2 separate regions of the Homo sapiens genome follow, and region 1 is linked to region 2. Evidence: read pairs that join two places in POLR2A ChIA-PET (ENCODE). Cell type or tissue: PC-9. All regions are shown on one strand. Links, peaks and the distances in the headings refer to the core of each region. The heading gives the core; the rest is flanking DNA.

Region 1 (4,391 bases), core at 197-4,196, 1.4 Mb after region 2:
AATCATCTCAGATTGAGAACCACTGATGTAGGACATGTCTCAGAATTGTCCCATCCATGAGGTGAGGGAGCTGGGGTATTTATACTCCAACTCCCATTCGTCATTGTTTTAGGGCTGCTTTGTGGGCATCAAGTCCCTAGCACCTCTAGCTTGTCCTGAGGGTTGACTGAACATGATCCCAGGCCAGAGGGAGCTCTCAGGCAGTATTGTAGGCACCCATAGTATGAAGCCACCAGTGTGTATGGAAATATTGAGGACTGAGGGGGTGTGGGCACTCATAGTGCAGCTACATGGATCTTGCCATGCGTAGCATTGGAGACCATGATTCCTCCTAAGATTTGCAGCTCAGCCTGGAAGCCCGTGTTCCTGGGGCTTTGCAAAAGGAGCATTGCATGTGCCAGGGCATACAGTGTTGAAACCAACCTAACCCTGGGCAAGCCGTTGGCTCCTTGGCTGATTCTTGGTTCTGTGCTCTGTCACAGGCCTGGCCCAACTGCTGCAGAATGAGGAAAGATGGCCTTGGAGAATTTCAGATTGAAAATCTCTAAATGATCTTGTTTGCTGGGTAGAAGGCATTAGGGGAAGGAAGTGCCCATAGAATTCTCTTCCTCTCCCTCCCTCCATCTCAGCTCCATAAAACAAGTCTCAGCTTTCTGTACCCACCTCTGACCTCTAAGGGTGCTCTCCTTTTTCAGTATGCTGTGTGACTCTGGGCAAGGCATACCTCCTCTCTGGGCCTCAGTCTGTCTTCTGTAAAACATGGGGGTGGGGTGGACCAGATGACCTTGAAATATCCTGCCAGCTCCAGTGGCTGCTGAGAGCCCACGGAGGCAGCGGGGAGCCTCCAGGCAGCCAGAGCCCGGGGGCCAGCGGAAAATGTGACTTCGTTACAGCTCGGCCCCCAGTGGCGCTGCTGGCCTCTGATCTTTGAACATTTCCATAGTGCACCCGACACGTCGGGCCCGGTCATAGCCCGGCGCAGCCCCTCGCTCACTCAGGAACATCTGCTACAGCATTTACCACGTTAATAGATTAGCTTTGAGAATCGGGCAGGTGTTTTCCAACCAAGCCAGAAAACATCAAAATCACATTGCTCTCCAAGCCTTTCCGCACAGGCAATCGAGTTAGAATGACTCATATGGTCTAACAGATAATAAAACACACATAACATTTGCTTTAAGGTACAGGTGGGGGTATTTTGTCCCGCACATAGGAGAAACAAAAACTCACTCTATTTGGGAACAGGGTAATTGAATACAGATGGGAGGAGGTAAATGAAAGAATTTAGCAAATATCTCAGTGGAATAGCTAATGGGAATGAGACAGAATAGGAAATTAAAAATTATTCGAAGCAGATGGACCATTCTTTGAGTTTTTAAAAATTTATTAGGGCCGCGAGAAAATGTGTCTGTTTATTTTCTGCGGCCATGAAATTAATGACTTGGTGAGTTTTGCTTGTGCAATTTTATGACTGCCATGTCATCTGTCATAATTTGGGGACTGTTTGATATGGATTTATGAGTGTCCCCACCCCCCCGCCCCTCCCTGATTTATTGGTGTGGGTCATGCGTGAATTAGGCTGTCCCCTTTTGAGGGAGCAGCTCGGATGGTGGCGTAACCTCGCAGGCCCTGGGCAGGGGCTCCGGGGAATTCCTGGCCAAAAGGTGAGTGGAAAAGCTGTGAGGAAGCAGCAGGCTCACCTGGCTGAACTTCCTCTACTCGGGTGACCTCAGCCTGCCCTGGCCAGGGAGGAGGTGTCAAGACCGGGAAAACCAGCCCAGGCTGCTTGTGCTTGGCTGGGGCTAGGGTGGGGCCGTTGCTGTAGCCTCAACCCAGTGTAAGGGCCACCTGGCTCCTTGTCCCTCCAGTCCTTACAGCCGTGCTCACCTGCCCCCAGACCTGAAGCTCAGGGAAGGAGAAAAATATTCACAGTTATTTGGGGTCTGGTTGTGCCTGGCCAGGTGCTGGGGTTTAAGTACATTTTCTAGATGGTGGTTAACATAGGGCTTTGCAACCCGCAGACATGAATTCAGTTTTGCTTTGATTCTTCTGAGCTGTGTGTCTCTGGGCTGATCACTACCCTCTCTGAACCTTGATTTCCTCATCTTTAAAAAACAAAATAGGGCCAGTGCGGTGGCTCATGCCTGTAATCCCAGCACTTTGGGAGGCTGAAGCAGGTGGATTGCCTGAGCTCAGGAGTTCAAGACCAGCCTGGCCAGCATGGTGAAACCCAGTCTCTACTAAAAAGTACAAAAAATTAGCTGGGTGTGGTAGCACGAATCTGTAATCCTAGCTACTTGGGAGGCTGAGGCAGGAGAATCACTTGAACCTGGGAGGCAGAGGTTGTAGTGAGGCAAGATAGTGCCACTGTGCGCCAGCCTGGGCAACAGAGCCAGACTCCATCTAAAAAAAAAAACAAAAAACCAACCAATCAAACAAAAAACCAAAATAGAAGCATCTAACATTAGGGAGTTTTTGAGGATCAAATGAGATATTGTAACAACCCCTGCCCCCAAACACACATAGCAAAGAGCTAGTAAGTGGTAACTATTATTATTCTTAATAATCATCCCATCAACATCTTACAGTAGATATTATTATTTCCCCCTGACAGGTGGGGAAACTGAGGCTCAGAGAGTTTGAGTGATTTGCCAGAAGTTACACAGTTAAGGGGATGAACCTGGGCTTTCTTCCATAATGCTGGAGCCCATCTTGTTCTGAATTGGGATATGCCAGGCCTCAGTGGCACAGTTCAGGGCTACAGACTCATGACCTTGTCCTGTAGTTCCTCTGGCTGGGGCCTAATCTCATTCCATACCCAGCCTAGAGGTCTACTGCAAACTCTGTCCTGGTGACTAGTCAGGCAGCAGAGACAGAGAGCCTCTTATCAATCCCATTGCTGGGGCCAGCTGGGCACCTTGCCCAGGTGAGGGTGGAGGAGTCTGTCCAGTCTCAGGAACAGGCCCATCCCAATCCCCTTACCTATTCTGACCCAGCTCATTGGACATTGGAGAGCAGGGCTTGCAATGGCAGGGCTGGAGGCCCCACTCAGGCCAGGGAGTTCTCTGACGGCGAAGCCCCGCTTTTAACTAAATGTCATGCCCGGTGGTGTTTGACCTCAGAACAGGCTGTGGGTAGCATTGGGTCTCATCTAAGTTCTTCTTTTCAGCTCCACCTGTTCCCAGAAGCCCAGTCCAAGCCCGCTCTGTGCCTCTCTCAGCATCTCCAAATTAGAAACAAAAAAAACTATTTGCTGGACGAGTGCGGTAGCTTATGCCTGTAATTCCAGCATTTTGAGAGCCGAGGAGGGCAGATCACTTGAGGTCAGGAGTTCAAGACCAGCCTGGCCAACATGGTGAACCCTGTCTTTACAAAAAATACAAAAATTAGCAGGGCTTGGTGGCAGGTGTCTGTAATCCCAGCTACTTAGGAGGCTGAGGCAGGAGAATCGCTTGAACTCGGGAGGCGGAGGTTGCAGTGAGCCGAGATTGCACCACTGCACTCCAGCCTGGGCGACAGAATAAGACTCTGTCTCAAACATACAAACAAACAAAAAAACTCCTATTTGCTGAGCCCCTGTGGTGGTCCAGGCACTGTGCAAGGTGACTTGTTCATGCAGGCAGTCATTTATTCTTTCATTCGTTAAATATCTGCTGAACACCTATTACATGCCTGGCACTGTCCTAGCACTAGGGCTATGGCAGGGAACAACACAGACGAGGTCCCTGCCCTCACTGAACTGACATTCCAGTGGAGAGGATGGGCAGGCAACAGCACATCACTCTGTAACGTGTCAGGTAGCATTAGGAACTTTGAAGAACGTTAAAGCAGAGTAAGGGAGAGGAAAGGATGGGCCTGAAGGAGCAGGGATCTATTGTAGATAGCCTGATCAGGGAGGCCTCTCCGAGAAGGTAACATATGAGCTGTGGCTAGCCATCCAGGGAGTTTCCAGGCACAGGGAATGGCAAGTGCCTGGGCCCTGAGGTGGGAGGATGGCTGGTGAGTTTGAGAACAACAATGCCAGGGTGGCTGGAGCAGAATAAACAAGGAGAATTATTTTATTTTATTTTATTTATTTATTTAGAGATGGAGTTTCACTCTTGTTGCCCAGGCTGGAGGGTAGTGGCGCGATCTCGGCTCACTGCAACCTCTGCCTCCCAGGTTCAAGCAATTCTCCTGCCTCAGCCTCCTGAGTATCTGGGATTACAGGCACGCACCACCACGCCCGGCTAATTTTGTATTTTTAGTAGAGATGGGGTTTCACCATGTTGGTCAGGCTGGTCTCGAACTCATGACCTCAGGTGATCCGCCTGCCTCGGCCTCCCAAAGTGCTGGGATTACAGGCGTGAGCCACTGCAGCTGGCTTATTTATTTATTTTTTTGAGACAGTT
Region 2 (4,391 bases), core at 171-4,170:
ATAGAGCCTCACTTTGAGGACTGATGAGAGGAGGCCCTTCGTTATCTCTTTGACGTCTTGTACCTGACTGGCTTTCAGTTCCTACAGTGCTCTGAGTTCCTTTCTGCCTCATGTCAACTCCTCTGCCTGGGAAGTTCTTTTTCCCCTTACGACAGGCTCCCTCGTGGCCATTCTTCAGGATTCAGTGTCAATGTCACCTCCTCAGTGGGATATTCCACTTCATCCGCTCCTCCGCCCCTCACCAGGTTATGTCCCTCTGCTGTACATTCGCACAGGCCATTGTATTCCTTCTTAGCATATTCACTATCATTCCTTACATATTGGTTGAATTTGTATTTACACTGTGGTTGCATCATGAATGCAGTTTACTTACTCAAACCCGACCACACACTCAGCTGAAAAAGCCCAAAACAAAGAAATTCCTTTATTTAGAGTCACATGCCACCGTTAAAGCCAGATCTTGACAGCTACTGCCCCAGGGTCACAACCAAAGTACAAAGAGAAATAGATGTTATTTCTCGGCTTTTGTGCTTCTGAATGCCTAGGTCCTGGTAATGTAAGGGATTTGCAGGAATAAGTTGGCTATCTTTATGTCCCAGACTGATTTTAGAATCTGCCACTATTCCCATAAATGCAGAAGGTGGAAATCCATTGTATTATCTGGCTCCCCTCTGAATTGAAGCTCCACGAGGACAGGTTATGGGCTTGCCTTTATCATTGCTGGATCCCCAGAGTCTAGCACAGTGCTGGACACATAGTAAGTACTCAGTACATCTTGGGTTGATGGATAAATGATGCTAGGTGGATGACGGATAATGGATGATGGATGGAAGAGGGATGGTCAGAGCCATGAGGACCAGCACAGTGCAGGATGTCCCTGGAGATAGGCTAATACTTGATCCGACTTAACTACTGGGGGTGGGGAAGAAGGATGAAGGAAATGAGATGGTTGCACTACTCCAATGGAACGGACTTGCCAAAGGCCTGTACTTTTGCAGATCTCCAAGGATTTTTTAAATCCCACGCTCTACTTTCCCCCAAACTAAGATCATCGGATTAGAGCCTTAACCAAGGCAGTGTAGCCGCCGCTGAGTCACTACACAGTCCTACTGTACCCCCTCGGGGCTCAGACAGTGGGCACCTCCCAGTTTGGATTCCTATCCTGACCCAAAAACCCCACCCAACTCCCTGCTGTGACCTTGCTCCTTATACTTTCCCTGTCCTCGCCCAAAGCTTTGTTTGACCCCAGTGCCAACCCTGATCTTGATCACAATTGCTTTTACAGCCCTGGTGCCGATCCCAGCAATCCCAACCTTGATTCCCATATATACATATTTTAAAAAAATGTTTGGAGACTGGATCTTGCTATGTTGCCCAGGCCAGTTTCAAACTCCTGTCCTCAAGTGATCCTCCTGCCTCAACCTCCTGAGTAGCTGGGACTACAGATGTGCCACCATGCCTGGCTTTGATTCCCATCTTGACCCTAACCTTGGCCCAGGTATGTCTTTGCTTCTGATCCTGAGTACCTTGTACATCTGTGCATCTATGCCTTTTTTTATTATTAGTTTTGGCTATTTATAAAGCTTTTGCACACATTATTTCATTTGACATTTACAACTTTACATAATCATCCTATCTTACACACGAGAAAACTGAGACTTGTGAAAAATGCCTAAGGCCACACAGCTAGTAAATGGGGGAAACTAGATCAGATTCAGGTCTTCCAGCTTTAAATCCAGCACTACAGGAGCCTGGGTGGCTGAAGCTCCCCATATAGGTCTCCGTTGCCCTTGTGAAGCCATGAGTTCAAAACCAGCATGGGTAACAGAGTGAGCAAAACAAAGGATCTCGGGGTTCTAATAGTAGTGGTGATAACAATAACCTTAGCTTACTGGGGAATTCCCTCATGACAAGCAGAGTGCCAAGAAGCTCTTCATGCACCAGCTATCTTATCCCCACAGCAATGCTATGGAGCTTGATAGCCCCATCTCACAGAGGAAACCATGGCTTATGGAGGTTAACGGCTTATGTGTTTAAGGTAGCACAGCTAACAAGAGTTTGAGCCAGAGTTTCAACCCAAGTCTCTCTGACTTTAATTGCAGTTCACTCCAATCTTTATAAAGAAATGAGATGGGGCAACAGGAAGCAGCTGGAGCCCAGTCTTCTAACCATGGGCCCGCCATACCTTTTGAGCTGTAGTGCCAAATTCCAGGGTATTGTGTTTGATCACCAAAACTGGGTTAAAAATGAGTCAAGCCTTGGCAGAACTGACTCACTGTGGTGTCTGTCAGCTCTAAAAGGAGACAGGAAGCCTCAGAGGGCAACTGCGGACTGACCAGTGGCCAGTGGAAGAAGGTCTCAGAAGCATCCTACCGCAAACCCTGTGGGTGATAAACACAGAAATCCATGTGCCTGCCAAAGAAAAAAAGACTCAGACTCAAAGTTCATTTTTAAAATTAGACCTGCCAGTCCCCATTTCTTTCTCCATACTCAATGTTAAATTGTATTAGATGTGATATTATTGTGGTTATTTATGAGAAAATTTTTGTTCTTAACAGATATAAACTGAAGTGTTTGGGGTGAAGTGTCTCAATGTCTTGCTTTCAAATTGCTAAAGAAAAAATAATTAAAATGAGGTGCATACACATGGCCACCCCGTGTGGAGGGGGCAGGAGACAGAGAAGGCAATTATGAAGAAAGGTGAAAATTGTCAGCCCTATCCGTAGCAGAACTCCATTTGAGTCAACTTCTCTTTCTTTCTTTTTTTTTTTTTTTGAGACGGAGTCTCACTCTGTCCCCCAGACTGGAATGCAGTGGTGCAATCTCGGCTCACTGCAAGCTCCACCTCCCGGGTTCACGCCATTCTCCTGGCTCAGCCTCCCAAGTAGCTGGGACTACAGGCGCCCGCCACCACGCCCGGCTAATATTTTGCATTTTTAGTAGAGACAGGGTTTCACCGTGTTAGCCAGGATAGTCTCGATCTCCTGACCTCGTGATCCACCCGCCTTGGCCTCCCAAAGTGCTAGGATTACAGGTGTGAGCCATAGTGCCCAGCTGGGTCAACTTCTCTTTCATCTCTAACACTCACACTTGATCCTTGTCCCTTGCCAGCAGGTTCTTTATCTCCATCCCAGTCCCCACCCCCATCTCAGTTCACATCACTGAATGTCGTTGCTGCTGTCTTCTCACGTCTCTGAGTCTCAGTCTCAGAGTCTGCTAGATCCTTCTGTTGTGGGATCCTTTTGTTTTGGGTAACTTTTTTTGTAGCAAAATATATCAACATAAAATTTACCATTTTATTTTATTTTATTTTATTTTTATTTTTTGAGATGAAGTCTCAGGCACTGTTGCCCAGGCTGGAGCATAGTGGCACCATCTTGACTCACTGCAACGTCTGCCTCCCAGGTTCAAGAGATTCTCCTGCCTCAGCCTCCCAAGTAGCTGGAATTACAGGCATCCACCACCATGCTTGGCTAATTTTTGTATTTTTAGTAGATACAGGGTTTTCACCATGTTGGCCAGGCTAGTCTTGAACTCCTGACCTTAGGTGATCCACCCACCTCGGCCTCCCAAAGTGCTGGGATTACAGGCATGAGCCACTGTACCCAGCCAAAATTTACCATTTTAAAAATTATTATTTATTTTATTGTGGTAAATTATACATAACATAAAATTTACTTTTTTTTGAGACAGATTCTCACTCTGTCACCCAGGCTGGAGTGCAATGGCATGATCATGGCTCACTGAAGCCTCAACCTCTGGGGGTCAAGTGATCCTCCCACTTCTGTCTCCTGGGTAGCTGGGACCACAGGTATGTGCCACCATGCCTGGCTAATTTTTTGTAGAAATGGAGTTTCACTATGTTGCCCAGGCTGGTCTCGAGCTCCTGGGCTCAAGCAACCCACCTACCTCAGCCTCCCAAAGTGCTGGGATTACAGGGGTGAGCCACCGTGCCTGCCACCTACCCTGCCCTACTTTTTATTTATTTATTATTATTTATTATTATTATTATTTTTTAGACAGAGTCTCACTCTGTTGCCTAGGCTGGAATGCAGTGGCGCAATCAAGCCTCAAACTCCTGGGCTTGGCCGGGCACAGTGGCTCACACCTGTAATCCCAGCACTTTGGGAGGCCAAGGTGGGTGGATCGCCTGAGCACAGGAGTTCGAGACCACCCTGGGCAACATGGTGAAACATGTATTTCTCTACTAAAATACAAAAAATTAGCTGGGCATGGTGGCATGCGTCTGTAGTCCCAGCTACTCGGGAGGCTGAGGCATAAGAATTGCTTGAGCCCAGGAGGTGGACATTGCAGTGAGACGAGATCGTGCCACTGCAGTCCAGCTTGGGCTACAGAATGAGACTCTGTCTCAAAAACAGAAACAAAACAAA

Evidence for each region. Peaks named below come from ENCODE experiments on the same cell type or tissue, not always from the same donor. Only the 100,000 strongest peaks of a DNase experiment are listed, where the experiment ranks them.
Region 1: POLR2A ChIA-PET joins it to region 2 with 9 read pairs; 2 of 35 experiments call an interaction of 5 or more read pairs at or near these places.

Annotation. Positions count from the first base shown.
Region 1 is chr10:75,261,135-75,265,525 of GRCh38, forward strand. No RefSeq gene overlaps it. Among named protein-coding and RNA genes, the nearest start is that of COMTD1, 27 kb to the left of the region's middle. RefSeq lists an enhancer at 306-1,953. In PC-9, for the core only: no CTCF peak of the experiment used is centred there; DNase peaks (open chromatin) are centred at 1,127, 1,717 and 2,887; H3K4me3 peaks cover 459 bases; H3K27ac peaks cover 3,781 bases.
Region 2 is chr10:73,892,478-73,896,868 of GRCh38, forward strand. No RefSeq gene overlaps it. Among named protein-coding and RNA genes, the nearest start is that of PLAU, 16 kb to the right of the region's middle. In PC-9, for the core only: no CTCF peak of the experiment used is centred there; DNase peaks (open chromatin) are centred at 404, 1,134 and 2,254; H3K27ac peaks cover 3,162 bases.